2 separate regions of the Homo sapiens genome follow, and region 2 is linked to region 1. Evidence: read pairs that join two places in POLR2A ChIA-PET (ENCODE). Cell type or tissue: A673. All regions are shown on one strand. Links, peaks and the distances in the headings refer to the core of each region. The heading gives the core; the rest is flanking DNA.

What was found. ChIA-PET counts read pairs that join two places held together with the same protein. Peaks named below come from ENCODE experiments on the same cell type or tissue, not always from the same donor. Only the 100,000 strongest peaks of a DNase experiment are listed, where the experiment ranks them.
Region 2: POLR2A ChIA-PET joins it to region 1 with 13 read pairs; 22 of 35 experiments call an interaction of 5 or more read pairs at or near these places.

Annotation. Positions count from the first base shown.
Region 1 is chr11:62,888,497-62,891,330 of GRCh38, reverse strand. It overlaps SLC3A2 (solute carrier family 3 member 2), which reads right to left. Exons shown (of 9, transcript NM_001013251.3): 9 at 2,471-2,834. The coding sequence ends at 2,638. Among named protein-coding and RNA genes, the nearest start is that of SLC3A2, 9.0 kb to the right of the region's middle. In A673, for the core only: no CTCF peak of the experiment used is centred there; DNase peaks (open chromatin) are centred at 1,260 and 1,460; H3K27ac peaks cover 351 bases.
Region 2 is chr11:62,799,427-62,802,329 of GRCh38, reverse strand. It overlaps NXF1 (nuclear RNA export factor 1), which reads left to right. Exons shown (of 21, transcript NM_006362.5): 4 at 70-153; 5 at 284-388; 6 at 511-591; 7 at 699-768; 8 at 913-1,001; 9 at 1,129-1,236; 10 at 1,844-1,953. Among named protein-coding and RNA genes, the nearest start is that of NXF1, 4.6 kb to the left of the region's middle. In A673, for the core only: no CTCF peak of the experiment used is centred there; no DNase peak of the experiment used is centred there.

The DNA.
Region 1 (2,834 bases), core at 335-2,834:
AGGCTGAGTGTCTTCTCAGGAACTGTGCTGACAGCCTCAGGATCCTGGGCCTTAATTTGGGTCTTTTAATGTCTTGATCTCTCCCCTACACCAGGAAACCCTCAGAGGCCCAGGCCCACTCCAGGACACAGCCCATGGGAAGTGAAGCCTGCACCAGTGACCCGCGTTTTTTGTTTTGTTTTTTTTTTTCCGAGACTGAGTCTTGCTCTTTTGCCCAGGCTGGAGTGCAGTGGTGTGATCTTGCTCACTGCAACCTCCGCCTCCCAGGTTCAAGCAATTCTCCTTTCTCAGCCTCCCGAGTAGCTGGGATTACAGGCGCCCACCACCATGCCCGGCTAATTTTTGTATTTTCAGTAGAGACGGGGTTTTGCCATATTGGTCAGGCTGTTCTCGACCTCCTGACCTCAGGTGATCCAACTGCCTCGGCCTCCCAAAGTGCTGGGATTACAGGCACGAGCCACCGCACCCAGCCAGCATTCTTTTCTGTAAGAAAACTAAGAGAGCCGAACTAACTCCAAGGGCCATGAGGCCTGCGCAGATCACTAGTACTGCAACAGGATCCCAACAGCAAATACTGCAGATCTGCTTGCACAATAAACGCAGGACCAGCCAGGCACGTGGCTCACGCCTGTAATCCCAGCACTTTGAGAGGCCGAGGTGGGCGGATCACGAGATCAGGAGATCGAGACCATCCTGGCTAACACGGTGAATCCCCGTCTCTACTAAAAATACAAAAAAATTAGACGGGTGTGGTGGCGGGCGCCTGTAGTCCCAGCCACTCGGGAGGCTGAGGCAGGAGAATGGCATGAACCTGGGAGGCGGAGCTTGCAGCGGTCGCACCACTGCACTCCAGCCTAGGTGACAAGAGTGAGTCTCAAAAAAAAAAAAAAAAAAAAAGAAACGCAGGACCCAAACACTTCTTAACACTTCTTACCACCTCCACTACTACCATCCTAGAAAGTATTCTAGGTTGCAGGAACAAACCATCTTAACTGGCCTCCCTGCAAGCTGGCTAGTAACAGCCAGTGAAGTCTGTTAAATTCCAAGCGAGACCATGTCACTCTGCTCAAAACCCTCCAACAACTCCCATTCCACTCCCTCAGACTCTATGTGTAGTGAAGAATTCTTACTTGGAAGTCTGGCCTTTACCCTCGGCTACTGGTAAGTGCCCTCTAGACCCATGGAATGTCCTGACCAACAGGAGTGTCAGTGATAAATGTGATTTACGATCTGAGCTTTGGAACAGGCAACCTCTGGGGGAAATGGAGACAACTAAAGGCCTTAGCCCAAAGCTCTCACAGGGGCTGAAGATTAAAGGTCAGCCACAGGGCACTATGTGATTAAACACCAGGGGAAACTCGGCACACCCAAGGATCAAGTGAGCTTCTCTGGTTATATCTCCGTCATGGCCGGGAAGAAGTACCAGGACTCCATTGCAAGATAGCAGGAAGCTTCTTATTTAGCTCCCTCCCAGACCCCGCCCCAGGCCTCTCATCTTTTGGCTGGCTCTGGGTATGCTTTTGCTGTAATAAAACCATAATCCCAATACCTTCCTGAGTTCTGAGTCACTCTAGTCTATTACCTACCTGAAGGTGGTCATGGGGACCCCTGAACTTGCAGCTGGTATTGAAGTGAAAACAGACTTGTGGGGACCATGCCCTCCAACCACGTAGGCTGCCAAACTCTCTGCACCCTACGTGACCACCTTATTACAACTGTCATGATCTGCCCACTCCTTGCCGATGAGACTTCATCCCTTACTCCTTTCCTCATTCATATCAGCCAGGCTCCCACCCCTCAGTCCCAGGAAGCCCCTTCCCCAGATACTCACCAGGTGAACTCCCTCACTTATTAGGCCTTTACTCACAGGTCACCTCCGTGGTGAGGCCTCCTTTGGCCCCCTCTACCCTGAAACACCTTTCCTGCTTTACTTTTTCCTCCATAAAAACACTGTCACCATATCCTCTGCACTACAACAGCTGTGTCTTTTTTCTTTGCTCCCCAAAGGGTATGAGCCCCAAGGAGGCAGGAATTTTTGTACTGTGTTCCCTGCTGTGACCCCAGAACAGGGACAGTTTCTGGTATGTGCTGAGTGTTCAACAAATTCTTGAATGCATGACCTCTAGTATCCTTTAGAAATACCTTTTAAAAACCAGACCATCCCACCCCTACTCTCCGTGAAAGGCCAAGTCTGCAAAAACAGGAAAACTAACTATGTTTGGCTAGAGCCCTTTGCTGAAGGGGATGAAGTTAAGAGTCGGCAAGACCCAAGATGTCCAGAGAGCCCCGTGGCCCAGCATGGGTGAGGCATGGGTGCTTTCCCAGCCCTGACACCTCCATGCTGTTGACTTTGGGAGGCCCCCTCTCCTCTGGCCCTGGGACCCTACATAAATAATGAAGGAGTTGGAGGAGACGCATGGGAGGGGAGGAAGGAGAGAAATTCCTGCTATGAGAGAAGCAGAGGGAAGACTTCACCATGCAGGGGTGACTTTTATTTGAAGGCAGAAAACACCCTATTTGGGGGTTCACTCATAATCTGCAACAGTTTGTTTGTTTGTTTTTAAAAAAGAGAAAAATCAGAAGCCAAAGGGCCTGGGAAGGAAAGGAGAAGGGTAGTGGGTCCATGTCAGGCTGAAGTCAGGCCGCGTAGGGGAAGCGGAGCAGCAGCCCTTCGTGAGGCTCCAGTTTCAGGCGTTCCAGCTCAAGAGGGGAGCCCTCCTCACGGCCTGGCTGGGTGCTGAGCAGGAGGTCAGCCTTGGCTGGCAGGCTGGCGCTGGCAGGCAGGTCGGAGGCCTGCAGTCCAGCCGAGAGGCCCACATCCCCAAAGTTAAGCA
Region 2 (2,903 bases), core at 90-2,589, 89 kb after region 1:
GGCATTGTATTGGGTCTGCTATTCAGCCTTACTTATCATTCCCTTCTTTTCTCTTTCTCTCATTTCTAGATTCCTTATGGCAGAAAGTATGACAAGGCATGGCTCCTGAGCATGATTCAGAGCAAGTGCAGTGTGCCCTTCACCCCTATTGAGGTAAGACAAGGCCTGAGTGGCTGGCTGGCCAGGCACCAGGGATGGTGAAGGGGCAAGCTGGACTCCCAGCGTAATGCCCCTCCCCAAGGGCTCTGGACTCCCAGTGTAATGCTCCTGTTTCCTCTTGTAGTTTCACTATGAGAATACACGGGCCCAGTTCTTCGTTGAAGACGCCAGTACTGCCTCTGCATTGAAGGCTGTCAACTATAAGATTTTGGATCGGGAGAACCGAAGGGTGTGTTTAAAGGGCCTGGCTTGGCTGGAGGTGGAGGTTGGTGCTCAGAGCAGGGACTGGGTCTTGTTCTTGCGGCTTAGGCTTCCCTAGAGTTTTCTGTGCCCTCTGTGTCTTCCCTCCAGATATCTATCATCATCAACTCTTCTGCTCCACCCCACACTATACTGAATGAACTGAAGCCAGAACAAGTAGAACAGCTAAAGGTGAGGCAGGCTCAAATTAGATGTTTCCAACCCAGTCTTACTACTTCTCACACCCCCACCCCCCACACACAAACCCAGTGACCACTAAACCCTTCTTTTTCCTCTAGCTGATCATGAGCAAACGATACGATGGCTCCCAACAAGCCCTTGACCTCAAAGGCCTCCGTTCAGACCCAGGTATGGTTGACAGCAGTAGTTCTCAGATAGGTGGTGATAAGGTGGGATCTGTCAGGGAGGGAAAGTTTGAGGATGTTTTACTGCTAATGCTGGCATGGGCAAACCCTCTCAGTCTTCCCTTTCCTTCCCTTCTGCTTCCTGAAGATTTGGTGGCCCAGAACATTGACGTTGTCCTGAATCGCAGAAGCTGTATGGCAGCTACCCTGAGGATCATTGAAGAGAACATCCCTGAGGTAAGGCCTTTGGCCCAGTATTAGGCATGAGGAAGCAGGGTGTGTTAGATAGGAAGTGGCTGGAGGGCAGATTCGTCTCTGATCCACTTGCTGGTGGTGCCTCCTCTAAACTCTTCTCTCCTCACAGCTATTGTCCTTGAACTTGAGCAACAACAGGCTGTACAGGCTGGATGACATGTCTAGCATTGTTCAGAAGGCACCCAACCTGAAGATCCTAAACCTTTCTGGAAATGAAGTGAGAATTGATAGCTCGGCTATATTTTTGAAGGGGTGGGTAGAGGGTGTAGAGAGTTTGTCCAGTGATGGCAAGAGGCAAGAGAGAGAACTCAGGCCAGATGTGCTGGTTTGCAACTCTAATCCTAACACTTTGGGAGGCCAAGGCAGGAGGATCACTTAAGGCTAGGAGTTTGCACGCCTCTAGTCCAAGCTGCCCCAGGGGGCTGAGGTGGGAGGATTGCTTGAGCTCAGGAGTTCAAGGCTGCAGTGAGTTATGATTGTGCCGTTGCATTCTAGCCTGAGCAACCTGTCTCAAAAAAATTTTTTTAATTTAAAAAATAAATTAGTCGAGCATGATGTCACATGCCTGTAGTCCTAGCTACCCAGGAGTCTGAGGTGGGAGGATCTCTTGAGTCCAGGAGTTTGAGGCTGCAGTGAACTATGATCATGCCACGGCACTGAACTTGGGTGACAGAGTGAGACCCTGTCCCAAAAAAAAAAAAAAAAGAAAAAATTTTAAAAGATTAGAAAAGATCTCAGAGCTAAGCGTAGGGACTGGGGGTATGGGGAGCCAGCTGGCTGTCTTCACCAGGGTCTCCTCCCTTTGTTCCTTCCACCCTTTGCAGTTGAAGTCTGAGCGGGAATTGGACAAGATAAAGGGGCTGAAGCTAGAAGAGCTCTGGCTCGATGGAAACTCCCTGTGTGACACCTTCCGAGACCAGTCCACCTACATCAGGTCAGTTGTAGCCTGTGTCTCCCCTCCTGGGGACCTTCACCCCCTGGGAGGCTGAGCTAATGCATCCTGACCAGGGCCCGTCTGCGGAGATGTGCAGCCCTGAGCTGGAACCACCTGTCCTTTGAGAGGATCGCGTGCTCCCCACTTTGGTCTGTCTGTGTCTTCCAGCTTTGTCCTGAGATGTTCTCTCTTCTCTTCTGACTTGACTATCTGTTTGCTGGGTCTGTGGCCTTTCTCTTTCTTCCTGAACACAACCTTTTCTAGAATCTCCCTACCCTGTTGTTCCAGGAAAGGCATCTCCCCTTTCTACTCTAACCAGAGGGTATCTTGTACATACCCTATAGATGGGGTTGCCTTGTGCCAAGAGCCTGGTGTCCATGGGTTGAGGAAGCCCTCCCTACCTGGGACTTCCTACTGAGATGGGCCTTCCCTCCTTTGTACTGTGATGGCCCCTCTTGCCCTTGCGCCAAGAGGGACCCTTTTCTCAGGATCCACTTGCCCAGGGCTGTTGCTGTCCATGCTGAGGTTGAGGCCTCCTAGGGGCTGGTGGCATGCAATCTGTCTCTCTTGCCCAGTGCTATGAGCTGGGCTCTCCCTGAAGAAGAAACCTGGGTTCCCCAAGATGTGACCAGAGCTGGGGCCCCGCCAGCAGGCGAGGGAATCCCAAGGCAGGTGCTGGGCGTGGAGGCCACGGGGGCATAGGCTACCAAGGAGACAGAGAACTGACCCCCTCGGGGGCGCTGCCTCTCCCTCACTCACACACTGCACGTCACCCTGTTTGGCCCCGGTGGATGGCTGGTTAGCCAGAGACGGGTAAGATTCCTCAGGGAAGGAACAACCTAAGACAGGCACAGTCGCAGAGGGGCCATCAGGAGAGAACTTGGGGGCAACAGAGGTGGGGCATGGACCCTCACCCCCACAATCCTACAGGGGCCTGAACCCTCACACCT